Linked DNA regions of Homo sapiens: all the other regions are linked to region 1. Evidence: chromatin loops called from intact Hi-C (ENCODE). Cell type or tissue: PC-9. All regions are shown on one strand. Each heading gives the region's core, and the rest is flanking DNA. Links, peaks and the distances in the headings are about the cores only. Region 1 overlaps NGEF (neuronal guanine nucleotide exchange factor). Region 2 has its middle 8.0 kb from the start of INPP5D. Region 3 has its middle 40 kb from the start of ATG16L1. Region 4 has its middle 3.7 kb from the start of ATG16L1. Region 5 overlaps NGEF (neuronal guanine nucleotide exchange factor). Region 6 overlaps GIGYF2 (GRB10 interacting GYF protein 2).

Evidence for each region. Hi-C counts contacts between places; a loop is a spot of excess contacts. Peaks named below come from ENCODE experiments on the same cell type or tissue, not always from the same donor. Only the 100,000 strongest peaks of a DNase experiment are listed, where the experiment ranks them.
Region 2: a loop joins it to region 1, with 10 times the contacts of the local background. A loop is called at or near these places in 5 of 110 quality-filtered maps.
Region 3: it touches region 1 in a loop (8-fold over the local background); 2 of 110 quality-filtered maps call a loop at or near these places.
Region 4: it touches region 1 in a loop (8-fold over the local background); 10 of 110 quality-filtered maps call a loop at or near these places.
Region 5: a loop joins it to region 1, with 5 times the contacts of the local background. A loop is called at or near these places in 3 of 110 quality-filtered maps.
Region 6: it touches region 1 in a loop (6-fold over the local background); 3 of 110 quality-filtered maps call a loop at or near these places.

Annotation. Positions count from the first base shown.
Region 1 is chr2:232,977,959-232,983,135 of GRCh38, forward strand. The region is part of intron 1 of NGEF (neuronal guanine nucleotide exchange factor); the gene reads right to left. Among named protein-coding and RNA genes, the nearest start is that of NGEF, 33 kb to the right of the region's middle. In PC-9, for the core only: CTCF peaks have their summits at 2,239, 4,068 and 4,270 (motif pointing right); DNase peaks (open chromatin) are centred at 2,153, 2,873 and 3,613; H3K4me3 peaks cover 1,641 bases; H3K27ac peaks cover 3,431 bases.
Region 2 is chr2:233,049,741-233,054,917 of GRCh38, forward strand. No RefSeq gene overlaps it. Among named protein-coding and RNA genes, the nearest start is that of INPP5D, 8.0 kb to the right of the region's middle. RefSeq lists a silencer at 4,308-4,467. In PC-9, for the core only: CTCF peaks have their summits at 4,395 (motif pointing left) and 4,595; no DNase peak of the experiment used is centred there.
Region 3 is chr2:233,209,077-233,214,253 of GRCh38, forward strand. No RefSeq gene overlaps it. Among named protein-coding and RNA genes, the nearest start is that of ATG16L1, 40 kb to the right of the region's middle. In PC-9, for the core only: no CTCF peak of the experiment used is centred there; a DNase peak (open chromatin) is centred at 2,325; H3K27ac peaks cover 1,336 bases.
Region 4 is chr2:233,245,341-233,250,517 of GRCh38, forward strand. No RefSeq gene overlaps it. Among named protein-coding and RNA genes, the nearest start is that of ATG16L1, 3.7 kb to the right of the region's middle. RefSeq lists an enhancer at 1,941-3,140. In PC-9, for the core only: no CTCF peak of the experiment used is centred there; DNase peaks (open chromatin) are centred at 2,001 and 2,571; H3K4me3 peaks cover 530 bases; H3K27ac peaks cover 4,000 bases.
Region 5 is chr2:232,888,761-232,893,937 of GRCh38, forward strand. It overlaps NGEF (neuronal guanine nucleotide exchange factor), which reads right to left. Exons shown (of 15, transcript NM_019850.3): 7 at 4,138-4,290; 8 at 2,598-2,727. Among named protein-coding and RNA genes, the nearest start is that of SNORC, 21 kb to the left of the region's middle. RefSeq lists enhancers at 2,514-3,123, 3,124-3,732. In PC-9, for the core only: no CTCF peak of the experiment used is centred there; a DNase peak (open chromatin) is centred at 2,391.
Region 6 is chr2:232,854,135-232,859,311 of GRCh38, forward strand. It overlaps GIGYF2 (GRB10 interacting GYF protein 2), which reads left to right. Exons shown (of 29, transcript NM_001103146.3): 29 at 2,659-5,177. The coding sequence ends at 2,726. Among named protein-coding and RNA genes, the nearest start is that of SNORC, 14 kb to the right of the region's middle. In PC-9, for the core only: no CTCF peak of the experiment used is centred there; a DNase peak (open chromatin) is centred at 2,637; H3K4me3 peaks cover 349 bases; H3K27ac peaks cover 3,302 bases.

The DNA of each region.
Region 1 (5,177 bases), core at 402-4,401:
ACTCCTGGTCTGGGAAGCAGGAGTGAAGCCAGGTTGGGGTCAGAGCACACTGGTTTTGCGGTGTTGGGTTGAGGAATCTCCCAGGAGAAAAGTTTGTGGACAGAAATCCCTAACCGACACTGGACTGAGTTGCTAACAGGCATCTTCCGGCTCTGACAAGGGGACCCCCGGGGCCTCTGTGTTGTGATCCTAACATGAACTTTTTTTTTTTTTGGCTTTCAAGGTTATTATTACTATCAGTATCGTCATTATTTTAGGCTGTATCTTAAAAACTTGAGGGGCTGGGCATGGTGGCTCACGTCTGTAATCCCAGCACAGGCTGAGGGGGGGGATCATTTGAGGTCAGGAGTTCAAGACCAGCCTGGCCAACATGGTGAAAACCAGTCTCTACTAAAAGAAAAAAAATATTAGCTGGGCGTGGTGGTGGGCGCCTGTAATCCCAGCTACTCCGGATGCTGAGGCAGGAGAATCGCTTGAAACGGGAAGGCATAGGTTGCAGTGAGCCGAGATTGCGCCACTGCATTCCAGCCTGGGCGACAGAGCGAGACTCCATCTCAAAAACAAGACAAAACGAAACAAAAATAACTTGCGGTATAATTTACTCTTTTTATTAGTTTTGACAAACACATTCAGTGCATGTAACCACCACCACCACCAAGATACAGAACAGCTCCCTCAACAGGGAAAAGTCCCCTTGTGCCTGCGGAGGTCAGTAACTGCCCCGCCCCCAGCCCCGGCAACCACCAATTAGAGTCTTGGTTTGCCCTTTTCTGTTGTGTAGGTGGAGCTGGCAGTCTGTCGCCCTTGCTGGAGAGCAGTGGTGCAGTAGAGGCTCATCCGTGGCTCACTGCAGCCTCGACCTCATGGGCTCAAGCCATCTTCCCACCTCAGCCCCTTGAATAGCTGGGAGCACAGGCGCCCGCCTAATACTTGTATTTTTTGTAGGGATGGGTTTTGCCATGCTGCCCAGGCTGGGTGTCTGGCTTCTGTAGCCTATTGTGCTGTGTTCGCTGCTCTGTCGACGTTGCCTGTGTCAGTGCTGATCACCAGCATTTACTGTGCGGTGCCAGGGATGCAACGACGCCCACACCATATACCACCAAGGGCACTGGGCCAGGAGTCAGGGGACCTGGGTTCGAATCTCCATTTCCAGCTGCTTGTAATCACAGGCTTAACATCAGGCAAGTCAGGGCCTCAGTTTCCTGTCCAGAAAACATGGGGTGGGTGGGTATTCTTGACTTCTAGCTCTCAAATTTGGTGATCCAGGGAGGCTCAGAGGGTCCTTAGAGGGATGTTCATGGTACATTAAGAGTCAGGGGGATTGTCCTCCCTGAAATGAGGAGGCTCTGAAACCCTGAGAAGAAGTATTCCCAGATCTTACCACCTTTGAGATGATTTTACACACACACACACACACACACACACACACACACACACAGGAAGAGATTGTAAAACTATCTGTAAAACTATTCTAATTCTGCTGCAATTATAGACTATTTTAAGCAAATGTGCTCTGCGTCTGGAATCTTTTTATAATTGCTTTGATTCGTCTATAACGATTAACTGCCAGAAAACCCAGAAGCTTCCCCCACCCCAATCTTCTGATGTTCCCTTAAGTTCCTCTGTGGCTTTAGACCCATGTCTTTCTATTCCATGGTAACTTCAGGGTGGGGGAGCCTGGGGATAGCTTTGTGATTGAGGGAGGGTGCAGCTCATGGTGCACTTGCATTCATTCATTCATTCACACCCCCTGAGCACCTGCTGGCATGGGACTCACGTCTTCATTCTATGTCTGTCCACATTCCCTCCTTAATAAGCTTCCTCAGGACAGGACTTGGTCTGTTTGGGTCTCTGTTGTTCCTGATGCCGGCCACACAACAACACTCTGTAAACATCTTTTTTTTTTTTTTACAGCAATAGATGAACGGATGAGTTACCTTAGCCAAGCCTCGCAACTTCCGCATGAGTCAATGTGATAATTACTCCACTTTATAGATGAGGCAGCTGCCACTCTCAGAGCTGTGATAATCTGGCCAAGGTCGCATGGCTGGCAAATGGTGCGGCAGGGGTCACACTACAGCTATCTGACTCATTTGTTGGGGGGACCTGTGATGTGGTCAAAAGATGCTGTTGTAACTGTGGGCTGAAGTCAGGCCTGGAAGGATCAGAGCCAGGAGGGGGCTCTATTTGGCTGTCTCTGTGTTAGTTGTGCAGCTTCAGGCCCAGGAGCTGAGGTGGCTGTTACACCTCCCAGCACTGGGCTGCATGAATCAGTGTGTGAATCAGTGTCCTGGGAGGTCAGGACACAAGGGGACAAGGAGGTGGGGAGTTGTGGGGAGCTGGCTGCAGGCTCAGCTGTAGCAATCACCAGCTACTGCAGGGGAGGAAGGCACAGGGCATGTGGGGAGGAGCAAGGTGGGTGTGGAGAGGTGAAGTTTCTAGACTGGATCTCATCCAAGTGCAGACATCATCCGGGGCTCTCGTTAAATCACAGATTCTGACTCAGGAGGTCCTGGGTGGGGGCTGAGACTGCATTTCTTTTTTCTTTTCTTTTTTTTTTGACAGAGTCTTGCTCTGTCGCCTAGGCTGGCGTGCAGTGGCGCGATCTCAGCTCACTGCAACCTCTGCCTCCTGGGTTCAAATGATTCTTCTGCCTCAGTTTCCCAAGTAGCTGGGATTATAGGTGCCTATCACCGTGCCTGGCTACGTTTTTCTTTTTAAATAGAGGCAGGGTTTCACCATGTTGGCCAAGCTGGTCTCAAACTCCTGACCTCAAGTGATCCACCCACCTCAGCCTCCCAGAGTGTTGGGATTACAGGCATGAGTCAGACAGCTCGCAGAGCATTCTCATTTGCTAGTCCCTAGAGCCCCCTCAGGCAAAGTCCTAGGGGAACACCGCCACCAGGGCATCCTCAGCAGGTGCATGAGGGAGAAGCTGCCTGGGCGAGAGCAGCGGCCCTTGCTTTGGCCAGGTCTAGGGCACATGGAGTGCCTGCGCAGGTCAGAGGCAAGCAGGAGTCCTGATCTGGAGAAGGACTGGCACCAGTAGGGAAGGGGCAGCTGGAGCCCTGCCATCTCTCGCTATCGTCTTCTGCCTCTCAACTAGGGGAATGGAGGGGTAAGGGTAGGAGAAGGTGGAAAACAAGAGAAAGGAGGATGTCTCCTCCCCAGGGCCGAGGGCCTCCCAAGCACCTGGAATTGCCTTTGCAAAAAGTATAACTGAGGAAATTGTGACAGTGAAAGAAATCAGACCTAACCAACTCCACCTTGCTTCTAACCTTTAAGCTGTCCTTGTTCATTCCTGGGCATAGGCCAAACTATAGGAAGGAATTCAGTTCACGGTTTGACTCTGAAACAAAATTGCTAATAGCCCTTTCCCGAAAAGACCCCTTTCTTGCCTGGGGACCAGTCTGCCTTTGCAGGACTAACAAATTAGCTACACGAGTAGAAATTACGGTTTAGGGGTCCTGCAGCCTCTGACTCCAAGAGTCTGACCCTCCCCACGTTGCTCCTGGGGATAACATCACTATTGTAAAACCTAAGATCAGCGCTTGAGATGTTTTGCAGGCCCTGCACTGGATGGATCAGCTGACACCACCCAGACCGTGGTAATCTGGCTCAACCAGTTCTGCCACCCCACCCAGGAACAGAAGACAGCAAGCAAACCTCACTTCAATCCCTATGATTCCATCTCCAACCTGATCAATCAGTACTCCCCACTTCCCGAGACCCTACCTGCCAAATTATCCTTAAAAACTCCAATCCCCGAATGCTTGGGGAGACTGATTTGAGTAATAATAAAACTCCCATCTCCCGCACAGCTGGCTCTGCGTGAATTACTATTTCTCCATTGCAATTCCCCTGTCTTAATAAATTGGCTCTGTCTAGGCAGTAGGCAAGGTGAACCCACTGGGTGTTTATACACCTGCTCGGGAACAGGCCCCTCTAGGTGCTGGGGACAGCTCAGTGAGACAGGCCTGGCCTCCTTGGAGCTCGCAGGGGCCACCAGAGGGAAAAAAGGACTACAAGGGAGAGGGAAGTGGCAGAGCCCATTGCAGGGGAGGTACTGGTGAGGAGCAGGTCACAGGGGAGGCCACAGCCCTGGGTGACTGGGACTGGGGGAGCTTCACTGGTCCTTGGAGCTGGGACCTTGGATTTCAGCTTCAGCCCAGCAGGAGGCATGGGCAGCCCCATGCCTGGAGCACAAGGGCAGCTGCTGCCCAGCAGGTGACACTGAAACATCATCAATCTCTCCAAGGAGGGGACACAGGGCATCCGTGGAGATTGTGGGGTGTGTTAGGGTCCAGGTGGGGCAGGTGGCCAGGAAGTGTGGCCTGAGACAGGGGGACAGCATGGTGGCACCTTTCCTGTGACAAGAAGGGCTTGAACCTACCATCAAGGGGGCAGGAAGATGGGGCTTATTGAGGCAAAAGGTGCCCCCAGCACCCCTAAGAGAGGGACTGGCTGATCCCAGATCACCTACATCATTTCCACATTCCTTCCTGGTCCTTGAATTGGTACGTTAGCCTCTTCCCAGGTAGGAAGCACAGGTTTGTCTTGGGCCTTTTTTTTGAGACAGAATTTTGCTCTTGTCACCCAAGCTGGAGTGCAGTGGCACGATCTCAGCTAACTGCAACCTCCACCTCCCGGGTTCAAGCGATTCTCCTGCCTCTGCCACCTGCATAGCTGGGATTATAGGTGCCCGCTACCACATCTGGCTAATTTTTGTATTTTTAGTAGAGACAGTGTTTCACCATGTTAGTCAGGCTGGTCTCGAACTCCTGACCTCAGGTGATCCGCCCGCCTCAGCCTCCCAAAGTGCTGGGATTACAGGCTTGAGCCACTGCGCCCGGCAGCCTTGGGCCTTTTTTCTCCCTGGATCAAAGTGGGGAGAGTGAGACAGGAGGATTTAGACAGAGGAAGGAGACACAGATGAAGTTTCTGGCTTGGCAGAAAAGTCCCTGCAAGGGAAGGAGCTGGGACAGTGGCCCCAGAAGACGCTCTGTGTCCGAGGAAGACCTGCATGGCATGGATCTCTAATGGAACCCTTGACAGTTGTGGAAAAGGTGGAGAAGCCAATCAATCACACAGGGAGACAGCTGTCACCCTGCCCTGGGGATGGCTGCCCACTGGGGCATTTTGGTGTTCTGAGCGTGAACAAAGGTGAGGGCGAGAGA
Region 2 (5,177 bases), core at 663-4,662, 72 kb after region 1:
GTGCTTCAAGCCATCTTTTTGTTCTGTTTTGTTTTGTTTTGTTTTGTTGAGATGGAGTCTTGCCGTGTCGCACAAGCTAGAGTGCAGTGGCATGAGCTTAGCTTACTGCAACTTCTGCGTCTTGGGTTCAAGCAATCCTTCTGCCTCAGCCTCCTGAGTAGCTGGGATTGCAGGCAACTGCTACAATGCCCGGCTAATTTTTGTATTTTTAGTAGAGACGGGGTTTCTCCATGTTGGCCAAGCTGGTCTGAAACTCCTGACCTCAAGTGATCGCCCGCCTCAGCCTCCCAAAGTGTTGGGATTACAGGCATGAGCCACTGCACCCAGCTTCATCAAGCCATCTTTGAGTTCACAGTAAAAACCTAGAAGGTAGGATGAGACCCATGCTTCTGTTCCAGAGGGAATTTCCTCTAAATGTCCATGCCACACGCATCTCCAAGGACCCTGAAAATGGTCATCTGACACTTCTGTGTGCTGGGGACCAGCCCCTTGGGCTTAGACCCAGTAATTTCTTTATCTGTGCTAATTCCAATAATGGTCTGTGTAAAAGTAACAGTGGGAGGCCAGGAGGCTTCCAGACAGGAGAGGATGCAGGGGAGAGTATAGGTGAGCAGGCCGGAGGCTCTAGGCCCTATGCATTGCAGAGCCCAGCGCAGAAGTTCCAGCTCATTTAACTTAAGGTGTGTAGCGTATACAGAGGTTTTGGGATCAAGCAGATGTAAGCTAGATTCTCAGGTCTGCCACTAACTTGCAGGCAAATTATTTAACCTCTCTGGTCTCAATTTCCCTGCCAGTAAAATAGACATAATAATAGGATTTCCCTTTGTGGGTTGTCCATGAGGATTGAGCGAGGCAACTCGTGTAGAGAGCATAGCAGTGCTTCCACGTGGTTAGCTGGTAGATAGATATTGGCCATTTTTATTAATTCAACACATGTTTATTGGGTACTGCTATGGACTGGTACTGGGTACTTTAGGGGAGTTATGTCCCGCCCCCTGAAATTCATATACTGAAACCCTGACCCCCAGTGTAACTGTATTTGGAGATTGGGCTTTTAGGAGGTAATTAAAGTTAAATGAGGTCACAAGGATGGAGTCCTAACCTGACAGGGTTGGTGGCCATAGAAAAAAAGGAGGAGAGGAGGGAAGGCCACAGGAGGACAAGGTGAGAAGGCGGCCACCTGCAAGTCAGGACGAGAGCCCTCCTCAGAGCATGACCATGCTGGCACTTTGATCTTGGGCTTCCAGCCTCCAGACTTATGAAAGATAAATGCCTGTTGCTGAAGCCATCCAGTCTATGGTACTTAGTTATGGCAGCCTAAGCTGACAAAGACAGGTGCGTACTGCCTGGCAGCATGAGCCGGATGCTGCTGCAGCGTGCAATGAACAAGACAGATCTGCATTTTCCCAGAGGTGAGAATCTAATGAGAGGAGAAGAGAGGTGCACACAAAATAGTGCAAGTCGTGATAGGAAAAGGCTCTAAGAGAAGAGCAGGCAGGTTGTGCAGGCTAGGGCGGGGGCGGGGCAGAGTGGGGGAGATAAAGGAGTGCTGATATGCCACGGAGTGGCGGAGCATCAGAGAAAGACACCTGCTTCGGGTAGCCTGCAAGGCTGGAATGGTCCAGGGAAGAGGTGATGCTTCCGGGTAGGGGTGGTGGCAGGGATAGTTGCTGGAAGGGCAAGAGTGGGGAGCCATTTCAGAGATGTTTCCCCATAGTTTTAGGAGCTGGCGAGGATGCAGTCAAGAAAACCTGGGGCTTCCTGAGACCCAGTCCGGCCAAGTAGGAGGAGGGGGCAGGAGGAAGACCATGCTGGGAAGCAGATTCTGATGGAAATGAAGCTGGGACCAACCAGGTGGGGTGTTTTTGTTTGTTTGTTTGTTTGTTTTGGCACATTAGTTCAGAGAACTACTGGCTGAAGAAGCAGAGAGGAAGAGGAACAGAACGTGGAGCTGGGAAGAAGCTGCCACGTAATTGCCACGGAAAGAGTGGCTGTTGGCAGGAACTGCATTTAGGAAGCATGGTAGTGGGCCTGCCAAGGGAGGCGGTCATGATTCATGCCTGGGAAGTGCTCGAGGCCAGAACGGAGGTTGGAGGAGGCTCCGGGGCCTGGGGCGTGGTGGCCGTGGTAGACCGGCGGACGCTGGCGATGGCTGGGCTCAGGGTCTGGCTCAGGGGAGTGTTGCTGAGAGTTGCTGTTCCTAGAATTTGTAAAATCTGACTCTGGGGGCGGAGAGCCAGGAAAGGGGTGGTTGCTGTGGCAACAAGGACACTCCATAGGGGTGGGGTGGGGCAATCGCAGTGGTGGGGGTGGGGATCGCAGGCCTGCCTTGCTTCACATCCAGGTGTAGGCTTAACTGCAACAAAGCTACCAAGAGGCCATGGGCTTGGCCCCTTCATGTTCAGTGCAAGAAACAGATCTAGACAGCTTTCTAGAAAGGGAATGTATTTATACATTTTCCTAAAAGTTCAAACGCAAGGAGAGAGCTCATTCTTAAATCAATATTGTAATGAAAGTCAAGAATTCCTTTGAAATAAAAGTCCCCAGGGCTTGTTTTTTAAAAACCTGTTTCATAAGTAGGATTTTCATCCATGTCACTTTCTTAAAGTAGGACACTCCAGAATTGCCCCTCTGAGTTTTAGAAAATATTAAACCCCAGTTATCACCAACAGTAGGTATGTAAATTGGTGCAACCACTTTGGAAGACAATACGGCATAACTAATCAAAACTAAAAATGCACACAACCGTTGAACGCTCATTCCTCTTCTAGGGATTTTTCTTGCAGATAGACTAACTAAAAACTGGAATCTTTGGGAGGCTGAGGTGGGCGGATCCCTTGAGGTCAGGAGTTTGAGACCAGCCTGGCCAACATGATGAAACCCCATCTCTACTAAAAATACAAAAAATAGCTGGGCATGGTGGCACATGCCTGTAGTCCCAGCTACTCAGGAGGCTGAGGTACGAGAATCGCTTGAGCCTGGGAGGCGGAGGTTACAGTGAGCCAAGATCTCACCACTGCACTCCAGCCTGGGCAGCTGAGCCAGACCCCATCTCAAAAACAAAAACAAAACCAAAAAAACCCTGGAATCTATGTGTCCAGGGAGAGGAAACTGGTAAAATGCACCATGTTATGATATAGAATAGTAGGTATGTTTAAAAGAATGTGGTAGATATAAACTAGCTCCACGAAATGTCCAGAAATCTGAAGTGAAAAATGAAAGACACATAATAGAGTATTTAAAAAAGGGGGCCCTGCAAAAATCGGGTTGTATATGCATAGAAAACACTGAAAGACTGCACAAGACACTGGCCCTGGAGAAATGGATCTGGGGTCTGGGCTGGCAGGAAAACTTACTTTTTATTGTAAACCCTTTTGAGCATGTTAAATAACATGTTACTATGTGCACATGTTACTTTTCAATGTAAAAAAAAAAAAAGGTTAAGGAGAGAAAAGTTGGTCTCTTTCTTAGGAATCCTGAGAGGAATGATGGGGGAAGAGTCTCCCAGGATACAACCAGCCATCCACACAAAACAAAATGCTTCCAGCAGGATTTTACACACACTACCTTGATCTGGAGTTCTCTTTTTATTTAATTTTTTTATGTGGGCAGTAAAGGAAAGCTGGAAAAGTAGATGGAAGAAAAAAAATTGCTCGTGGATATGCCGCCTAACTCAACCCTGTTCACCTCCAGTGTCTTTCCAGGATAGAGCTTTTTCCATAGTTGGAATCGTAATGTATTCCCATTTGGTTTCTTGATTTGTTTGTTTGTTTTGAGATGGAGTCTCACTCTGTCGCACAGGCTGGAGTGCAGTGGTGCGATCTCAGCTCGCTGCAACCTCCGCCACCTGGATTCAAGCGAGTCTCCTTCCTCAGCCTCCCAAGTAGCTGGGACTTCGGGTGCCTGTCACCATACCTGGCTAATTTTTGGATTTTTAGTAGGGTTTTGCTAGGTTGGCCAGGCTGTTCTTGAACTCCTGACTTCTGGAGATCTGTTCACCTTGGCCTCCCAAAGTCCTGGGATTACAGGTGTGAGACACTGCACCCGGCCTTGATTTGTTTTTTCACTAAACGTTGTATTACGAATATTTCCCTCTGTCCTTAAGAATCTTGACAAGAGACATATGTTGGCTTTTTGGACATGGTTTCCTCTTACCCAATTCTTCCCAAAGTCAATCCTAATTCTCCTTGTTTTCTTTCAAGCTCATTTGATTTTCCGGCATCTTCAGTGAAACAGGAGATGCTCGCTGCCAGGCCTTCGGTATTCACAGATGTCCTTTAGCACAATTATGGACTCCATGGGCCCTTGGACTCCTTGGGGATCGCCCCTGTGCCTGTCAGCGATGTTCCCGGCTCTGGTCCCAGGGGGAGGCCAGAGTGCAGCGCCACCTGGTGGCCGGGAGTCACAAGGCGCAGACCCGGACCCGTTCAGGTTCTTTGTAGTCGCAGGTAAAGAGTTCTCTTCTAGAATTGGGTTAAACCGGTGGCGAAGGTCACTGATGCCAGCTGCCCGCTGGAGCCCCCAGGAGCCCACCGAAGCTCTGCCCTTCAGGAGCTGGTCAGGGGGCCGCCTGGGAGACCCGCCTCATCGTGAGGACCTACCTGGTGCCAGACACATTACATAATTTCACAGACATTCTTCAACAGGGTGTCACTATCCCTTTACAGAGATGCAAACCAATCCAGAGATGCTACATAGTCATGGTAAAGCTGAGATTTGGATCCCAGCCTTGTTCCTGTGTGTCTAATTCAGAGTCTGATTTGCAGCACTAAAATGGAGCTTATCAGAGGAGCAGAACAGGGAAGGGGTGGAGGGTGCCATGATTTGAGATGTTGCCTTCCCATTGTTGGGGATGCACCAAGCCCCAGGAAGCCGTGGGGCCACATAGATGGATGGTCTCTGGCAAAATCTGTCAGGAATTCAGAGGACTGTGGCCACTAGCTCTGCAAATCTGAATGAAATTTGTGCCTGCAGGGGCCTGGGTGGATCTGGAAACGTCAAGATGCCGGTAGCAGAAATGGAACTGGAAAAGGAAAGGCAGGCTGGTGGAGCCTGGTATCTTGACAGAGCTCCAAAAACAACTGTGGAGAGAGAGGGATGGACAGAGAGAGAGAGAGAAGAGAGAGAGAGAGAGAGAGAGAGAGAGAGAGAGAGAGAGAGAGAGAGAGAAGGCTGGG
Region 3 (5,177 bases), core at 703-4,702, 230 kb after region 1:
CTTGCCTTTTCCATCTCTCTACCCTGCACCCACCCCGAGAGGTCCCGGACCACTTTCTCCCTAGGCTTTTTGCTGCCGTGATCATCTGGGTTCCACCTTGACCAGGTCTCTCTCCTGTCTCTCCTTTCCTGACAATTCTAGGCATTCCAAACACCCAGGTTCCCCCTTCTGGCAGAGGGGGAACCCAGACATCCCCACCTCCTTATCACCTACATAATTCACCTCCAAGTAATTCACCTACACCAGGCTCCCTAATCAAGAAGGCAGGTCAATTAGCCAGCTCTCATCAAAGTGCTCCATTCCTAGGATGAATTTCACCGCCCCCTGAGATTGCAGATGCTGCTACAGTCACTGTTCCTTTTCAGAGGTAATTTTTTTCCTTCTCTGCTTGATGCTATGAAGGCTGGTTGAGAGCAGCAGAGTTTGTGCCGACAGGAAGGTGTTACCCTCATGATGGACAGTCTCTAGCAGCGCTCTTCCCAGTGCCTCCACCGCAGCCCCCCCCCCACCCCCCCGCAGCCTGGAGGGCAGCGCCTGCAGCCAGTGCCACCTGCAGGGACAGAGTCAGCCACGGGCTCCTCCTCCTTCCTGCATTTCCATTCTTTTTCCACACCATTTTCCCCACCCGGATAGGAGAGAAATTAGTGAGTCATTCAGAAAAGCTCTCTCCCACAGCTACCTTCCCTGGTTCCAGCCTACCAGGTTCTCATCTTTGCATGTCCTTAAAATAGCTCCTTTCTCTTGGCAAACAAATTTCCATGGAGACCCAGCTATGGGAAGGCCCAGAAGCTTTCTGCAAGGCAGCAAACTCAGCTCCCAGCCTTCACTCTGACAGAGACCCTTTATAATGCAAATGTGTGTTCTCACCCCCACAGACACTGCCACCCACGAAGGTCCCATTTTGGGAAATCTGAACCACCCAGGGAACGCACTGGGAGGTTGAGTCTAGGTATAGGCAATCTAGTTTCTTGTTATTTTCTGACGGGCTGGCTGGCCTGCACTGGTGAGTTCTCTCTCAGGTCACAGCAGACCGAACCACTAGGCTTACCAGTGACTAATCTCACAGCAGGCATACCCAGCTCATGCTCTTCCTCCATGCACTTGGCCACACATGTTGATGGCGTGCACTGGGCCTTGGGGGTCAGTGCTTCTATTGAGGTAGGCCATGGGTGGGAGGGATCCTGGACTATGGGAACAGATAGAATGGGGCTTAAATGTCTTTTATTTCCTAAAACTATAATCTTGCACAGGTTTCTTAGCTTTTCTGAGCCTCAATCTCCTCATCTGTACAATGGAAAGAAGGCTACCTGGTGTGGTTGTCGAAGATTCACTGAGCTCATCTCTGCAAAGCCCCTGGCTCGGCGCCTGGCCCTGCTGTAGGGGTTCAGTGAGTGTTATCCCGTTCCCTCATCCTTCGAGACAAGGCAGTGAGGGAGGGCACCGTGCACAGCATCGGAAAAGAAGCAAATAGAAGAGCTTTGGGGATGCAGGAACGTCCAAAGCAGAGGTAAAGGCAAGAGCACAAATTCATAAACAAGGCAGGCCATCCAGGGGGCAAGTCAAGGCTGTGAAAAGCCATGAAGAGCAGGGAGATAGATCAGGCTAAGGCATGGATAACTGAGGCCAGGAGGAACTAGATGAGGCCAGGTGGGCTATTTGAGGCTAAGGAGGAGCTAGTTGAGGTCAAGGAGAGGCGAGGTTAGTTGAGGCCAGGAAGACTAGTTTGAAGCCAGAGGTGCAGGTGGATTCTCTAGCTACACAGAGCACAGCTGCTCAGATGACCTGAGCCAATGGGAGCAGACCCAGCGGACGCATAGGAACACTTCATGGGGCAGTGCTGGGCAGTGTTTCTGGCCACCAGGGACATGTAGGCAGGTCCAGTCACCACAAAGCAGTTTTGTGCCCCACGGCGGTTCTGGACGCACCTGTCCCTGCGAGATTCGGCTCCTGCACTTGTCTCTCCCTCCTTCCGCTTTTTCTTCCTCCTTCCCTAACCATGTCAATGACTTGCAGTCCTGCCTCATTCTGCAGGGAATGGGGAGCCTTGGGGACTCCGGAGCACACAATGACGTGCTTGCTTAGCATTTAGGAAGGTCGAGAATAGGGTAAGGCCAGCAAGTCTCGGGGGTGCAAAAGGTAACCGACACTCACTCTCCAGTGCTCACCCTGAACTTGCACCACCTCAGATTTAAACATCCCCCCCACCCATCCCTGCCTTGCCTCCCCTTCATCCAAGCCCTGCAGAGCAGGCAGAAAAGTGAAAGTTAGATTCCAGAAGGAGCCGAATTCCTGTGGCTGAAAGGTGGCAACGCTCCAACCCGCAGCCCTGGCAGGGCCTTGGAAGAAGGAAGGGCTGGAGGTGCAGGCGGAAGAGGCTGTCCTCTGTATCATGTGGAATCCTGTTTTAGTGCACGGGCTATAAATTGAATTTCCAGGCCTTATTTAGAGTACATCCCCAGAAATGGTTTGTCCTGCTTCTGCTATTTTTAAAAAGCACTCTGTTTAGGTAGTAGTTGAGAGCACAGACTTGGGAGCCAAACTGCTTAAACACATCAAAAATGTGCCAGGCTGTGACCATTGTGCAGAAGAAGGCAACATGCCCAGCTTCCAGAAGAGGCCGATGCACAGGCCAGCAGTTACAGTGCCAGGTGGTAAGGGGTATGCAGACAAAAGCCCCCGGCCATGAATTTCCTTTCGGGATTAGCTGGGAAATGTTTCATGATTTAGTGTTAGTATTCAGAATGATAACCAGACTGGTGCTGAGGATCTTGGACTCTGGGGTCAGAACACTTGGGTTCAGCCCCCAGCCCTGCCACCTGCCACTGACTGGCAGGCCATATGACCGTGGCTAAGTACTTAACTTCAGTTTCTCCATCTGTAAAAAGGAGATGATAATGACATCAACCTCACGGAGGCCTTGTAAGGATTTATTTTTTTATTTTTTTAATTTAATTTTATTTATTTATTTTGAGACGGAGTCTCACTCGGTTGCCCAGGCTGGAGTGCAGTGGCACAATCTTGGCTCACTTCAAGCTTCGCCTCCTGGGTTCATGCCATTCTCCTGCCTCAGCCTCCCGAGTAGCTGGGACTACAGGTGCCCGCCACCACGCCCGGCTAATTTTTGTATTTTTAGTAGAGATGGGGTTTCACCTTGTTAGCCAGGATGGTCTCGATCTTCTGACCTCGTGATCCGCCCACCTCAGCCTCCCAAAGTGCTGGGATGACAGGCGTGAGCCACCGCGCCCGGGTGGCCTTGTAAGGATTAAAAGGCATGCTAATGTAAATAGCCCTGGCTGCAGGTAAGCACTCAATACATGTCACTGTTATCAACATGATGCTCTCACAAAGACAACGTAATTCTCCGTGTTCCCACCGCAGCCTCGACAGCTACAAGGCCACAGTTTTTACCATTTACAAGCCCTTCTCAAGGTGACTCCTTCGTTTCTGGACTCAGGGCCTGATCCTGGCCCCAGATCTGACAAGCGGCAGGGCCTTGGCCAGGTCACTCCTGCAGGCCACACCATTTGTGACACCTGTGACATGAGAAGTAAGGCCCTGTGCCTGCCAGGAGCGGCACGGCACCTGCAGCAGCACAGCCACCAAGCACAGCCACAGTCCCAGCACCCATGTGCCGGTGAGGTCCATCACTCATTCCCCATCCTCGGATGCCTTCTACAATCCGGTCTACAGGACCGGAATCCTGTCCGACCACCGATGACTCACACAAAGCAATGGGGGACCTGGGACAAGTGTGCCTCCATCTTGCAGGCTAACTCCTGGAGGAACTAACCCATGCGGAACTGCTCCCCACAGGGCAGGGGTTCTGGACCGAGACACTACTGACATGTGGGGCTGGGTCATTCTTCGGTGTGGCGCTGGCTGGTGCACCGCTTAGTGGCATCCCTGGCCTCTGCCCACTAGACGCTAGAACCCACCCCCAGACATTCCCAAATGTCACCATCTGGCAGAGAGAATGGCAGAATCACCCCCAGAAGTGGACAACTGCCACAGAGCAGTTCTGAGAAAAGGCTCCTCCTTCCTGAAGAAGGTGAAGATCCGAATTCTGACACCAAACACACACAAATACGCACGCATGCACACGTGCAGGAAGCTAGCAGGAGGGAGGTGCCCCGCACAAATCTGGAGAAATATCACAGGGCTCGGCTGGGCGTGTTGGCTCACGCCTGTAATCCCAGCACTTTGGCAGGCTGAGGCAGGCGGATCACGAGGTCAGGAAATCGTGACCAGCCTGGCCAACGTGGTGAAACTCCGTCTCTACTAAAAAATACGAAAATAAGCTGGGCATGGTGGCGGGCACCTGTAATCCCAGCTACTTGGGAGGCTGAGGGAGGAGAATCACTTGAACCCCGGAGGCGGAGGCTGCAGTGAGTGAGATCACATCGCTGCACTCCAGCCTGGGCAACAGAGCGAGACTCTGTCTCAGAAAAAAAAAAAAAAGAAAAGAAAACAAAGAAAGATCACAGGGCCCGTTAGGCTCCTTCCATTTCAAGGGGCGAAGATGCAGCAGGTCACCTCAGTGTTTCACGTGTCCGTGTGAAAAGACCACCAAACAGGCTTTGTGTTAGCAACATGGCCATTTATTTCACCTGGGTGCAGGCGGGCTGAGTCCGAAAAAGGAGTCAGCAAAGGGTGGTGGATTATCATTAGTTCTTAGAGGTTTTGGGATAGGTGGTGGAGTTTGGAGCAATGGTTTGCAGGCAGAGGGTGGATCTCACAAAGTACATTCTCAAGGGTGGGGAGAATTACAAAGAACCTTCTTAAGGGTCGGGGAGATTACAGAGTACAGTGATCAGTTAGGGTGGGGCAGTAACAAATCACAATGGTGGAATGTCATCAGTTAAGGCTATTTTCACTTCTGTGGATCTTCAGTTGCTTCAGGTCATCTGGATGTATACATGCAGGTCACTGGGGATACGATGGCTTAGCTTGGGCTCAGAGGCCTGACACTCAGGAGATGGGTCTGTCACCAGGGTGCATGGAAGTGAGGAAGCCTCCACTGTCAGGACATAGAAGCCCCTGGTGAGCTCAGAGCCAGCCCAGGGCCCCGCATCCTGTGTCCTGTCAAACTCCAGAGTTTCCTCCTCCCTCCTGATCGATTGCACCACAGTGGCCGCTCTGCTGCTTCTCCTCACTGCTTTGTCCGCCCTCCTTACCCT
Region 4 (5,177 bases), core at 640-4,639, 270 kb after region 1:
CTTCATCTCCAAAAAGGAAATATTAATATACCTACATTATCGTGTTGTGAGAATTAAATAAGTTGATCCACGTAACACAGTGCCTGACATGTAAAAATCACTCCATAACATTAACTATTATTTGTAGTGGGAGATTGCAGTAGTGCCTAGGAGAAATTTTATCATCTCTTTAAAGATCAAAGAAACAAACCAAGGAAGATAGCCTCCCCACCTCCACCACGGATCACATTCCCAGCTTGCTAGAGGTGTCATGTTGAATCCTCTGGCCGGCATTCCAGACACCGGCTGCCAATATGCAGAGGAGATAAAGATCTCCAAGAAAGTTGAAATGTTACTAAAATGCTTGTACTGTAGTATAAGGATAATAACACTTCCTCAGACATCATTTTAAAAGTATGAAATTTGGCCAGGCATGGTGGCTCACACCTGTAATTCCAGCACTTTGGGAGGCCGAGGCGGGTGGATCACTTGAGGCCAGGAGTTCTAGACCAGCCTGGCCAACATGGTAAAACCCCGTTTCTACTAAAAATACAAAAATTAGCCAGGCCTGGTGGCAGGCACCTGTAGTCCCAGCTACTCAGGAGGCTGAGGCAGGAGAATTGCTTGAACCTGGGAGGCAGAGGGTTGCAGTGAGCTGAGATCGAGTCACTGCACTCCAGTCTGGGCAACAGACTAAGACTCCATCTAAAAAAATAACAAAATAAAAAATAAATAAATAATATGAAATCTGCCAGGCAAGGTGGCTCATGCCTGTAATCCTAGCACTTTGGGAAGCTGAGGCAGGAGGATTACTTGAGCCCAGGAGTTTGAGGCCAGCCTGGGCAACTTAGTAAGACCCGGTCTCTACAAAAAAACAAAACAAAACAAAACAAAAATTAGTCCCAGCTATTTGAGAGGCTGAGGTGGGAGGATCGCTTGAGCCTGAGAGTTTGAGGCTGCAGTGAGCCGTGATCGCGCCACTGCACTCCAGCCTGGGTGACAGATCAAGACCCTGTCTCAAAAAATGAAATAAAATAATATGAAATCTGAGTGTCAACATATATACGGAGTGAAGGACATGACCTGCATGTGGTTTAATCTATGTACACAGAGATTCTTTATAATGAAAATTTCCTGCCGTGTGCATATATGTGTATACACAAAAGCAACGACCCTAAAAAAAAAAACAAAGAAAAACAAGGAGCAAAAGAGCCAAGTAACATATGCCTATAAGGGGGCATTGTTATTATCATATTAAGAAATGAGGTTTGGACCCGGCACAGTGGTTCACGCCTGTAATCCCAGCACTTTGGGAGGCCGAGATGGGCGGGTCCCTTGAGGTCAGGAGTTCGAGACCAGCCTGGCCAACATAGTGAAACCCTGTCTCTACTGAAAATACAAAAAATTAGCTGGGCATGGTGGCAGATGCCTGTAATCCCGGCTACTCGGGAGGCTGAGGCATGAGAATTGCTTGAACCCAGGAGACGAAGGTTGCAGTGAGCCAAGATGATGCCACTGCACTCCAGCCTGGGTGACAGAGTGAGACCTTATCTCAAAAAATAAAAATAAATAAATAAATAAATAAATAAGGTTTGGAAGGCTCAGTGGTGTGTCTGGAAACCTGTGTTAGTTGGTTTCTTGACTATCCTTTGGTTTACTCTAGCAGCTATCGGGTTTATACAGCAGTTAACACAGTAACACAGTTAACTTAGTTTATTTTCACTTTGAGTAATATAATTTTGGGAAGAGCTGAAAAGGAGTGGAAATAAAGAAAGACTAAGATAATTTTTTAAAAGAATAATAGGAAATGAGATTTTAAGAATAAAAGCTAGAGAAAAACCAACAGAAGATAATTGAATCCCTTTGGTACTGCCATCAGGCCGGCTCTTTGTACTTTATGTTCCTTGCACCCATAACTGATACGTGTTCCAATCTCCCTTCCTAGAGTGAATTCTTTGAAGTCAGGATGCCCATCCCTATGCCCAACCCACACTGGAATTGCACTGTTTTTTTAACCTGCTGAGTGGAAGGTAAAGGAAATCAGGAAGACCCAAAGGGCAGAGAAAAGAGTAAATAGGACAATAGTTTGAAGGTTGGCCCTTGAATTCCTCTGAATTGGAGCATAACTAGAGGATCTCACAGATGAGATGTGTAGGCATCAATGATGGAGGTGAGAATCTCTTGGAAGTTTTTAGCAGTGGAAATGCTGCCACAGAGGTGCTGTTATGTTAAAGCTGGTGGAACTTTGGTTCAGTGAAACTAGACTTTCCACAAAAAAAGTCCTTTGATAAGTGACGCCTTTTCTACTTCCTGTGAGCAAATTCGTGAGGCTTAACATATTGCTACAAGAATCTTGGGATATTTTACATTTATCTTACATCCATTATAGGCAGTCAGACTCCATTTCACAGATGCTGCTTCCCAGCAAAGCATGCTGAATCCTTTAGACAATCACTATTTACCAGAACAAATATAAAAACTCTCAAGATCTGTTATTTGTCACCAGAGTATTCAGACAACCTATTTCCTCCTCCTTCCTATTACTCATCCCCTGTATTACTCACCCTCCAGCCAGTCATTCCCCTCAGGGCCTGTGAACACACCTGAAGCCTCCCCATCACTGACTTTGCTCTTCACCAGGTTGCCCTCCCTATTGGCTAATTTAGGAGTGAGTCACATATTACTTAAAAATTATTCTGTTTCATGTATTCTAGTCCAGTCATACTGCAGTGACAGCCAGAACAGAGACTGGATGATGGAGTGCAGTGGTTAAAGGCACAGATGCTAGAATTAAATTGCCTGTATTTGAACCCAGGTCTTGCCACTTTACTAGCCAGGTATCCTCATGCAAGTTACTTAACCTCCCTGTGCCTCAGATTCCTCGTCTGTAAATAAGGATGAAGATGCTACTGAGCAGGATTATTGTGAGGAGGAAATGAGTTATAATATGTGAAATACTACTCAGAAGAATGCACAGCCCGTAGCACTGTAGAAGTGTTCCTGCTTATTTGTGATCTCCCAGAGTCTACCATGCTTTGACATAAGTGGTTTCATCAATAAATATGTGTTTATTTCTATAACTTTTTTTTTTTTTTGAGACAGAGTCTCACTCTGTCGCCCAGGCTGGAGTACAATGGCACAATCTCGGCTCACTGCAACCTCCACCTCCCGGGTTCAAGCGATTCTCCTGCCTCAGCCTCCCAAGTAGCTGAGATTACAGGCGCCTGACACCACGTCCAGCTAATTTTTTGTATTTTTAGTAGAGATGGGGTTTTGCCATGTTAGACAGGCCGGTCATGAACTCCTGACCTCAGGTGATCCACCTGCCTCAGCCTCCCAAAGTGCTGGGATTACAGGTGTGAGCCACCGCGCCCGGCCCAACTTTTTCATGCATATGTAGTATATATATATATAATGTCTACCTATTAGAAAATGCATATAAAATACACATATAAGAAAAAAACCCAGCAACACCACTGCCTACAGATAATACTATTATCAGTATTTTCACATATTCCATTCATTAATTAAATAACATTTACTGAGCACCTAATACATAAAGGGCTTCATGCTCTTGCTGGAGATATAATGATGTGCAAAAACAGACACAGCTCTTGTCTCATGGAGTTTACAGTCTACTGGGGGAGACAGACCTTTATCAAGTAATGATACAAATACATGTGAACCTATAACTGGGATCAATGCTATAAAGGAGAGGTACACGCGTAACAGGGAGATAAGATCTGTAACAGGTTGTGAAGGTCTCTCATCCTACTGTTGCGAGGAAGTGACTACTGAAATGAGAACGAACACACAGAAATTAATTTGGAGAAGTCAGAAGGGAAGATGTGCCCAACACAGTAAATCCAAAGGCCCTGCAACGAGAGGGAGCACGGTAAGCAGAAGGAAGTAAGAGGCTTCAGCGTGGCTGTGGTTGTGTGCTAGATAAAGCTGGTGAGTTAGGAGGAGGGCAGGACTAGCAGAGCTTCATATTCTTTCTTTAGAAATTATTCTTCATGTGTTCAACAAATATTTGTCTATGATGAGCTAGGGACATACTCATTTTACATAAATTATGACATATACTGCTGTTACTATCAACAATTTCCAGCAATAAATGTACAGTAATTTAACCAATCTCTTATTGTTGGAAATGTAGATTTTTTTCTCCAACTTCTCATCATTATTATAAACCGCAATTACTTTTACACCAACCTAAAAACAATTCTGCAACAAAGATTTTTGTATGTGGACATGTGTCCAAATATTTCTTGGCATAAATTCCTGCAAGTGGAATTGCTGGTTAGGCAAACTGCAAATTTGTAAACATATTTTTATATATATAGAGAGAGAGTCAGGGTCTTGCTCTGTTGACCAGGCTGCTGGAACACAGTGGTGCTATCACAGCTCACTGCAGCCTTGACCTCCTAGGCTCGAGCGATGCTCCCACCTCAGCCCCATCCCAGTAGCTAGGATTACAGGCACACGCCACCACACTCAACTAATTTTTTGTATTGTTGTAGAGACAGGTTGTGTCATGTTGCCCAGGCTGGTTGGTCTCAAATTCCTGAGCTCAAGTGATCCTCTCACCTTGGCCTCCCAAAGTGTTGGGATTACAGGTGTGAGCCACCATGCCCAACCTTGGAAACATATTTTAATCATAAATGTGGGAAATTAACATGCTCAACTGTCAAGATTTGGTGTAATGGTCTTTTAAGGGTGGTGCCACTGCTGCATTTGAAGGCATTCTCGGTCACTTTCAGAACTTTTTCATTTTCTTCAGCGTGTGAGGAAGTCACTTCTATTTCTGATCCCATTGGATCCTTCCAACGACTTCAGGTCCACTCAATACTGACTACCAGTGAACCATCTTCAACTACAGTGCTAGAAGCCTGACTGTCCTCCTCTCCTCAGCCTAAGTTCTTCTTATCTGTCTCTGAAGGACCTTCCTCTGGACTTGAGACACACTGGAAGAGAAGGTAGTTTCTGATATTCCTTTCCTCTTTTGGCCAACTACTTTGTCTGGCTCCATTTTCATGCAGTAAATTCACTAATTGTTAAAGGCAGATGGAGCTCCAGCAACTCTATTACAGAACTGGGTTTTCCATTCTACTGAGCTTGTTCACAGACACAACTTTCTCAGGAGCCAGTGTGTCTTCATCTCCCCCTTTCAACATCTACAGCCTCAGATTACCTTC
Region 5 (5,177 bases), core at 682-4,681, 89 kb before region 1:
CCCCGAAACTTTGTTAACTTTGGTCTTCTCCATGAAAGTGTAAGAAAGAGTCTCTTCTCCAACTGTTCAATTTTCTTCAGTTAACAAAAAATTATGCCCATACTGCTTTCACCTGTAAATTACGATTTTGACATTGCTCTATAAACTCCACATGGTTTCCTCTTAGCGGTCCCCACCATGCCCACGTTTTCTGACTGGCTTTTGTCCTGTAAGTAGGCTGGGTGCATCTGGGCACCAACCACCTGTCCTCCCGGCTGCTGGGTGCCACGGCAGCACAGATGTCTCCCCTGACAGCAGCCCAGGCCTCTCCTGTGGTCACCTGCCCGCCTCTGCCTGGCAGCCAAGCCAGAGACCTTCGAGACCCACAGCCACCTTCCTGCTTTTTCCATCCTGTATGTGGCCACCATGCCTGTCATTAACTGTCCCCCTACTTCCAAATCCCTGCTGAACAGCACGGTTTAGACGCCATCTTTTCTCACAGGCATAAAAGCTGCATCTGACCAGGTGGCATTGGTGGCCTCAGATGGAGGGCAGTATGGGTTCCTTAGCCTGGCACGTGCTCTCCCACGCCAGCCTCCACTCGGTGTGTCCCCAGCATGCTGCCTGATGTGGAGACTTGCCGTTCTCTCTGGAATGGTCCCTGACCCGCCACCCCTTTCTCTGAGCCCTTCCCTGAGTGCCCACCCCAGCTGTCCCCATTCCACCATTTCCTAATCACTGCATTTCCATTGCTTTTAATCTTACTGTTGGTTTTCATCTTATAGAAGCTAAGGTTTTAATATATTCATATATGCACTTTCCCTATAAAATGTCCTAAAATATTTTTCACTGCATAATTAGGAAATGTTACTGTCTTCTGTTTCACTTTTTCCAAGTTAAAAAAATATTTCCCACGGAACTGCGTTCATCACAGGTGTCTTCCGGTTTGGGGTCGCCATCCCGGCTTTGCCCTCACGTTCGTATCTCCATTAGCCCTGGGCCAGGGGCTTCTCCTGACAACTGCTTCCTTGGCCTCATGCTCCCAAACCCTTTCCTCCTGGGTCAGGCCTCCTCTCTGTAATTCTGCTCTTTCTGGAGTAGCTGCCCCTAGGTCTTTGGCCTCTCACCTGTCTGACCTCTGACCTCTGCTACCTGTGGCTCCCAGGTCCCCCTCAGCTCATGCTCCTCAGGGCCACAGCTGCACTCTATACCGTCCACTTCACCAGCCCAGCTGCCAATGGCTCCCTCTGCCCAGGGCATCAGTAGACAGGGCCCCAGCATCTGTCAGGCAGAGGGGGTCTCTGTCCTGCCTCACTGGGCCTGTCAGGTGGAGGGGGTCTCGGTCCTGCCTCACTGGGTTGTCAGGCAAAGGGGGTCTCTGTCCTGTCTCACTGGGGTTGTCAGGCGGAGGGAGTCTCAGTCCTGATTCTGGGTCTGTCAGGTGGAGGGGGTCTCTGTCCTGCCTCACTGGGCCTGTCAGGTGGAGGGGGTCTCTGTCCTGCCTCACTGGGCCTGTCAGGTGGAGGGGGTCTTGGGCCTGCCTCTGGGCCTGGCTGGAGCCTCCCTTTTCTGGAAGCCCCATCCCCCTGAGTCTCCCATGCCTCCAGCTCTGTGGGTTTCCACCTCCCTCACCGCTGCTCCTTCCCAGGCCTGGCTGCGTCCCTGAGTTTGGTCTCAGGCACCTTTCTCTCCTTCCTTGGCGGCCTCTTCGGTTAATTACCACCTTGATGCCAGCGAGTCCTGCCCAACTTCTCCCTTTAACTCTGACCTCTGACACTGAACTGTCCAAAGTCATCTCAAACTCAGTTCATCCTGCCCTGAATCCTGAGCCCTCCCCGCCCCAAGACGTCCCCATCTCAGCAACGGCTGCACACCCCCAAACTGCTCAAGGTAAAAGCCGAGGAATCACTCTCAGTCCTTCTCTCAGCAAGTCACTGATTTCAATTCCCTGACATCCCTGCCGGGCCCCCACTCCCCGACCCAGCCCCACAGGCCAGTGTAACCCCTTCCCCGTTTCCGTCACCCTCTGGAGCAGCCAGGGCCAGCTCCTAAAAGTGGGTCCGATCAGGTGACTCCCATCACACTGAGGACAGGACCCAATGTCTTCCCTGGAACTGCCTCTGTCCCCATCTCCACACCCACTCCCGTCCCCGTCATGTTCCCGAGATCGCTGCTGGCCTTTCTGTCCATGAACCTTGCAGTCTTGGGGCCTTTGCACAAGCGGTTCCCTCTGCGTGGAATGTTCTTTCCTCTACCTGCCCCCACCAGCTCCTCCCTGTCAGCCAGGTCTCAGCTTACACGTCACGTGTCTTTCCTGACCCGCCCCCATCGCTGCAACTGGCAGTGGCCAGCCAGCCACCCCTGTCGTGTCGGCCCATTTGGCTGTCCCCAGGGCCATGCCCACTTCCTGGCTGTGCATGGTTCGGTCTCTCCCCTCTGCGATGGGCTCCCTGGGAGCAGGCGCTGCATCCTCACTGCCCAGGAACGTGCTTGGCACACATGGGAGGAGCTTAGTATCTGTTGAACCAGTAGACCTCCTAGAAAGCTGACAGGGCCCGGGAATGACCACAGCAAAGCCTGGGAAGCCCCGTCTGTGGGTCAGGTGGAGGAGGCTGTACCTGGACCAACAGCTTGAGGCGTGTGATCCTCTGGAAAGGCAGGATGAGGAAGGAGGAGAAGGGCAGCCCCCTGCACTTGGGGTCGAGCTCTAGCTGCGCGATCAGCTCCCGGAAAGCTGCCTTCTCCTGGCTGGGGACACAGACAGGTGGAGTAGGTCTCTGAGCTGCAGGAGGCATGAACTGGAGACTCCTCCTCCCCATCCACAGCCTCCCAGGATCCAGACGACCCACGGGCTCAGAAAACATGTTGATTTCTTTCTTTGTTTTTTTTCAAAAGGAAAATAGACTGTTCACGTAAAAGTCAAATAACAATAGTGGCTTCACATGCCTGGCCTTGAAGACTTGGCACAATATGCTGCTGTGTGTGGGAGGATAAGGATTCCTTGTGTGGCCAAGTCTGTGAATCAGATGCACAATTAGATGATTTCACCCAGCGGGAAACTGTGGCAAGGTAAACCCACGTAGTGACAGGAACGGGCAGCAGGCTAGAGACACCACCAGGACAGCCTGCACTATTTCTGACAGGTGGGCTCAGCGGTGGGCTGGGCCACAGCGCTGATGAGGGCTGGGAGAGCTGGAGGTGAGCTCGGCCCCATGCATGTCAGCAGGGATGGCAGGGACGGCAGGGACAGCAGGGACAGCAGGGACGGCAGGGACAGGTGCTCAGCCTGTCACTCAGCCTCTGTGCTCACACGGCCTGGCGGGGGCCACAGCGGCAGGCTCTTGGGTGCTGTGAATGATTCCTAATCTGCCACATGCTTGCCTTCTCAATGTTTATCCTCAAAAATTGCATCCTCATTCCCTCCAATTCCAATTTTCCTTCACCAACTGTTAAAACATCCAAATGCCCAAAGACTCAGGCTTGAAACGTGCACCATGAACTCCATGTCTTGGTGGAAAAGCCAGTGAGGCGCAATGTGCAGACGCCACAACTGGAAAACTCCCTGGGTGCTTCTGTGCGGAGCCAAGACGGCCTCCCTGGCTAACCCCAGGCACTGAAGTGCGAACCTCAGTGCGCAGAATTCAGAAGAGGCACGCTGGCTGGAAAATTACCTTGTCAACTAAACCTCAGAGAAAGTTTACAAAATGGGCAGATTAGCAATCAATGCCCCGGCGCTGCTGGAGGAGCCCCACCGAGGCTCCTTCCCATCCTGTCCCTGCCCTTGTCGCTAGTTCAAGCCCCGTCTCTGATGTCCTGGGCTTTGAATTGTCCACATGACCTCACTTGACCTCAAGCTCTCTTTTCTAACTGCACAGTGCTCTGCTCAGCCATTGGATCCAGGTCCAGTGGATGCTACGCTGATTCTCTTGGGGTCTGGCTGGGCTAATGTTTCTCTAGTGACACCAATACACCCTAGAACGTGCTGGGTTGGGACACTGTCACCAGTATCCCTGGCCAACTCCGGTGGCTCATGTGGACCTTGGGAACGCAGAGGTAAAGGACCATGAAGTGTCACCGTGTAAGGAGCCTGGGCCAGCACTGGTATGGCTGCCCCGGGCACCTCCCCCTGCCCCTGAGCCCCTTGCCGGATACACTCACAGCAGCTGCTTATAGGTCCGCTCCTGGTAGGTCTGATTGCTGACGTAGGTGATGTAGACAGAGAAGTGGTCGGCCGCATAACGGTACACAATGTCACACACGTCAGAGATGACGATGTTCTCCTCCATCCGGTGCTCCAGCTCCAGGAGGAACCTACGAGAGGCAGCGGCTTGAGGCGGAGGGTGCCCGGGGGGTAGGGTGGGGAATTGTCTCACCAAGGGCAGCATGCGAGCCTGACTTGGACATTGGACATAGCAGTGTGCACGGTGAGCGTACAGGCCGACAAGATCCATCGGCAGGGGCACCGAGCACTGGTGGTGTATTTGGTCATCTTGAAGAATGACTGTGTTTTCACGGGGCTGATGGTGCTGGGAGCACCAAGAGACCTTATCTTTCAGGTATGTGCTGATGTGTTTGAGGATAAAATAGATGACCATGGGGATCTGCTTCAGAAGGGTCCCCTGGGGGGTAGGGACTGGCCCCTGGGCTGACCACTGCTGACGCTGGTGAGCAGCGCACATGGACATCTACCTCTGCATGTTTGGAATTTTCCACAGTAAAATACAAATACATAAGACAGAAGTGCCGTGGCAGGGCCAGGCGCAGTGGCTCACGCCTGTAATCCCAGCACTTTGGGAGGCCGAGGCGGGCGGATCACCTGAGGTCAGGAGTTCGAGACCAGCCTGGCCAACATGGTGAAACCCTGTCTCTACTAAAAATACAAAAAATTAGCCGAGTGTGGTGGTGGACGCCTGTAATCCCAGCTACTCGGGAGGTTGAGGCAGGAGAATCGCTCGAACCCAGGAGGCGGAGGTTGCCATGAGTTGAGATCGCACCATTGCACTACAGCCTGGGCAAAAAGAGTGAAACTCTGTCTCAAAAAAAATAAAAAAGAAGTGCCGCAGCAGAAGCCCAGGGGTCTCACAGGCCACTCTGGCCCCAGTCAGCCATCACCTCCCAAACCCACCAGAAGGCGCTGCCACGAAGGGGTGAGGGGGCTGCAAACAGAAGTGAGAGTGTCAGTGTGGAGGAGAGACCCA
Region 6 (5,177 bases), core at 596-4,595, 120 kb before region 1:
TATTTTATTTCATAGACTGGCCTTTAGGTTCTTGTACTTGCCTAATTAACTGTTACTTTAAAAACATAAACATTAGGGTCAGGCACGGTGACTCATGACTGTAATCCCAGCACTTTGGGAGGCCAGCGTGGGCGGATTGCTTGAATCCAGGAGTTGGGGACCAGCCTGGGCTACATGCCAAAACCTTGTCTCTACAAAAATTACAAGAATTACTTGGGTGTGGTGGCACCCGCTTATAGTCCCAGCTACTGGGGAGGCTGAGGTGGGAGGATCGCTTCAGCCTGGGAGGTGGAAGTTGCAGTGAGCCAAGATCACACCACTGCACTCCAGCCTGGGCGACAGAGTGAGACCTTGTCTTTAAAAATACATATATATGTATATATATATAAACACTAAGGCTGTCACTATTTTCAAGGGGGAAGAAAAAGACTTGTGGGTTATTGGAACACAGTTGATGGGGTCAAACTCAGGATGGGGTTTGGAATCCTAGCCTCTCCCTATATTTGGTCTTGTAAGCAGTTGGTACCACAGCTTTTTTGGTTAATAAATAGGCATGTTTATTTTTTTGAATCATGATATTTTTGAGTCAGTTAATTAAGGTATTTTATGTAAGGCATTTTTGTTTATTACTGTTACATTTCAAATGTGTATTTATTTGAAAACTTGAACATGAAAAAACAAGAGGCTGCAGAAAACCCAGCTAATATTAACAGAACTGCTTTTAGAATAAGGACATTGCCTGTTTACTTTTTGGTATTCAAATAACTAAAACAGTTTGGGATTTTATTCAAGGTAGAAGAACTGGAACATTTTTGGGGAGTCACTCAGTTTAAAGAGGCATTGTTCATCATTTTTATCAACCTCCAATTATAGAAGTTTTGGAAAAATTACATACATGTGACCATTGGGCATTCGGCATTAGGTTTTCTTTTTTTCTTTTTCTTTCTTTTTTTTTTTTTTTTTTTTTTTTGAGACAAGGTCTCACTCTGTTGCCCAGGCTGGAGTGCAGTGATGTTATCTCAGCTCACTAAAATCTCTGCCTCCTGGGTTCAAGCAATTCTTGTGCCTCAGCTTCCCGAGTAGCTGGGATTACAGGCGTGCAGCGCCACGCCCAGCTAATGTTTTGTATTTTGAGTAGCGACAGGTTTTTGCCATGTTGGCCAGTCTGGTCTCTAACTCCTGGCCTCAAGTAATCCACCCACCTCGGCCTCCAGTGTGCCCAGCCAGCATTAGGTTTTCAGCTGTCAGTTGTGTTTGTGAGTACTGCTTATTGCCTTCAATGGGTATGCTAGTACTGCTTTTTCTAAGCCAAATTCCCTTTTGGTTAATCAAACATTGCTAACTGAAATCTTTTCCTTTGCAGATATATTTACAGTAGATCGAGTTAGAGTACTTTAATCTTCTTGCTCTGTCTACTGTGGGAAAGAGAATATGCGAGGACTCTAAGGATCTTAATAGTGTGTCTTCCATGGAGCCTCTTACCCTGAGTATCAAAAGCTCTGGGCCAGAACTTTCATAAAGTTTTTGACTGGTGGGAAGAAGTATTCCCATTAAAGTGGGTTGAGGTTTAAAGGGGTATTAATCCCACTCAGATTTCAAAGTTATGTGGTCAAGTAGTTACAAAGAACTTAGTGTATACAACCCTCCATGGTAACCCCCCTGCCCACCCCCATCTCTTTTAAGGTAGACCTCCTGCATGAACTTTCCTCCAGGGCCAGCCCAGCCTGTCCTTGATACACACTCACATCCCATTCTTTTCTCTGATTCTCTGAAGCAGTGGTTTGCAGGGGGTTTTTTTGTTTTGTTTTTTTTTTGAGACAGAGTCTCGCTCTGTCACCCAGGCTGGAGTGCAGTGGCGCGATCTCGGCTCACTGCAAGCTCCTTCGACCAGGTTCAAGCAATTCTTCTGCCTCAGCCTCCCGAGTAGCTGGGACTACAGGTGCCCACCACCACACCTAGCTAATGTTTTTTTGTATTTTTAGTAGAGACGAGGTTTCACTATGTTAGCCAGGATGGTCTCGATATCCTGACCTCATGATCCGCCTGCCTTGGCCTCCCAAAGTGCTGAGATTAAGGCATGAGCCACCACACCCGGCCTGCAGTTCTTTTTAATTGGTGATGCTATTTTGTTTTATTTTCCTTCCTAATTAGGTTATATCAGAACCTTAAGAAAATAAAAAATCTCTCTCATTGGAAGAACAGAAAGCTACTGCTGTGACCTTTATCTTTGTCTCCCTGTAATACTTCTATGGTATGCTCAAAAACAAAAGACTGGCCAGGCACGTTGGCTGACGCCTGTAATCCCAGCAATTTGGGAGGCCGAGGCGGGCGGATCATTTGAGGTCAGGAGTTCAAGACCAGACTGGCCAACATGGTGAAACCCTATCTCTACTAAAAATACAAAAAAAATGAGACGGGCATGGTGGCATGTGTCTGTAATCCAGCTACTTGGGAGTCTACGGCATGAGAATCTCTTGAACCCAGGAGGTGGAGCTTGCTGTGAGCCGAGATCACGCCACTGCACTCCAGCCTGGGTGACAGAGTGAAACCCTGTCTCACAAACAAACAAACACAGACTTACATTCCAGCTCACCGCCTAGAATTTGAGCCGCTTGGTTGCCTGGGTGTGGTCACTCATAGCCAGTTTTTTTTCTGCAGGATTTTCAGTCAATGCATCATCGGAGCGACTCAACATGGGTGAAATCGAGACGTTGGATGACTACTGAGCACCTGCCAGTGGACTGGCCATCCCTCTCCTGTCTGCCGACTATGGAGTCTCCACCTTTGGACACAACACTTACTCACCATTTACTCTTTATCACTCTGCAACAAATCACAGAACCGATCATCTCAGGCTTTTTCTTCTGGCCCTTTGTGTCCAAGATTCTTTAATCCATTTTTGTTGGTGAACATCTCAGACTATAGATAAGTGGACTGGACCCTGTGTCTTGGGGGTGGCAGTTGGGATTACTCCCCAACAAGGCTGATTTTAGGCAGCATGTGTTCACTGTGCTGTGATTTCATCTACTGTCTCCCAGAAAGTGTGTTGGGATCGGCCATTAGCAGCTTGCTTTCTCTTGTCACTTTTTTTCTTCTATTTTGTTTTTTCTTCTTCTTTTTCCCCCCATCAGGGCAAATGGTCTAACTGGTGCAATCATGAAGAGAGTTAATGGTTAACAGACATTGGCCAATAACAAAACACCCCATGGACTGTGACTCGAGTATCCAACAGGCAGTCAGAGCTCTCCCGGTCTGAAAGTTGCATTGCCACTGCTAACTTTGGGATTGCATCAGAGAGGCCCTGAGTGGGGTTGAGATGAGGTTGGTTTGGTTTGATGTTACACACTCCTCACCTGTTCTTTCTGAGTGTCCTTTCTCTGAAAGGATTTATGTTTTTCTTCGTTAGATAGTGACTTCTGAGCAAGCTGATCTCCCCTGGCATGCTCCAACCTGATTGGACAAAGGAAGCTCTATGGCCTGGGAGAGAGACTATTCTTAATTTTTCTTTCTTACAAAAACTGATTTTTCCCATAAATATTTTTACTTCAGAGGACTAGGACCATTTTGTTTTGGGCCCTTCTGCTGAAAATTTGTCTCGTTTAAGAGGCAGCTAGAATCTTTACCATATGTATGAATTTGTATAATTTCATTTTTGGATAGGGATAAACTTTTGCTTCTGATAAAAGCCTGGAATTTCATCTGGTCCTCAGAGCATTGCGTGTGTGTCTTGCTGTAGCCCGGAAAAGGTTTTGTGTAAAGATTCTGGGATGGCAAGTTGTTTGCCTTTTCTGAAAAGAGAACATACAGAACCTGTCCATCTTTAAGACCTTCATCCATGGAATCTACTATACAGGAGGATGCAGTGGGCTGGAGGGGATGGGCGAAAATGGGAGCAGGAAGCCTGGCCTGGCTTCTGGTCATGGCCTCCTAAAACCTTAAACTTCAAGTAGAAATGTACTCAAGCCCTATTTATAAACAAATACTTTTCCTGCCTCCACCAAACCCCTACAGAACATCACCTGGAATTGCCACTCACACTGGGTTGGAGTCATTGGGCAGCTGTGCCTGTGCGAGAGGTGCTGTGGTCTGGGCAGCCCCTGGAAAAGCACCTTTGCTGCCTGTCATTGTTGCCTGAAGAAGGCTGGAGTTGCTCTGAGAGCAGTTTGGGTTTGGAGTATTATATTTGGCTTCTATTTTTATTATTTTGGATCACCATTCTCCCTATCCCTTCTTGCCTCCCTCCCTTCTAAACATGTGTAATAACTATACAGAGACTGCTACAAAATTGTATATAGTTTTTGGATCAAATAGCATGAGGGGAGAGGAAACCATTAAAAGTTGGGGCTCCTACTCTCCTTTGCTTTGTAAATTCAAAAGTTGGGGGTGGGTAAGAGGGATAGTTAAAATGTTTACAAAACTTTAGGCTCCCTCGGAACTTTTGCCAGTGTGGAGGAAAATAAAAAAGAACTTAAATAAAATCTGATTGTATTCTATCTGAGTGCACCTCTTGTACTCACCTTTATGGAGGCTGAGTTCTGCACTAAACTGTTCCTCTTGGTACCATGGAAAAGCTCCAAGCACCCAAGACATGGAGGCAGCCATGGCTTCTTTCTCTGCCAGACCACGTAGCACTGGCTGGTTCTGTATTTGAGAATGTAGAGGTCAAGGCAGATGTCGGTAAGTTTGACCAAATATCTTTTCTCTTTTTGACTCTCCCTTTCTGCTAACATGTGGATCAGCTCCTGCCCTCATACCGCAGACACACCCACTCTGAACACACCCCTCCAGAGCTTGCCCACACCTTCCCAACTAGACTCTGTGTGTGTATTCAGGAAAAATGAAAATAAATTTTTAAAAATTGGGAGTGGAATGGGCAGATTAGGGGGAACAAAGTCATTTTGGTCATGGAACATCCATTTGCTTAACCAAGGAGACTTGCTTCTATCTGAGGAATTTCCCACTTAGTAGAAAGAAACACTCTTCCCTGGGAATGTTTGTTTCTGTCTCTCTCAATGCTACTCTCTTTCATATTCTCATTTGCTCACCCTTTCACTTAGAGCCACCGTTTTCTCATCCCATTCTATGAACTTATTTCCAAATTCTCCTAACTATTCCTGAGTTTTGAAGTATTTGTTTTGTACCCTCTCTGCTTCCGGTTTTTTGTTTGGTTGGCTTTT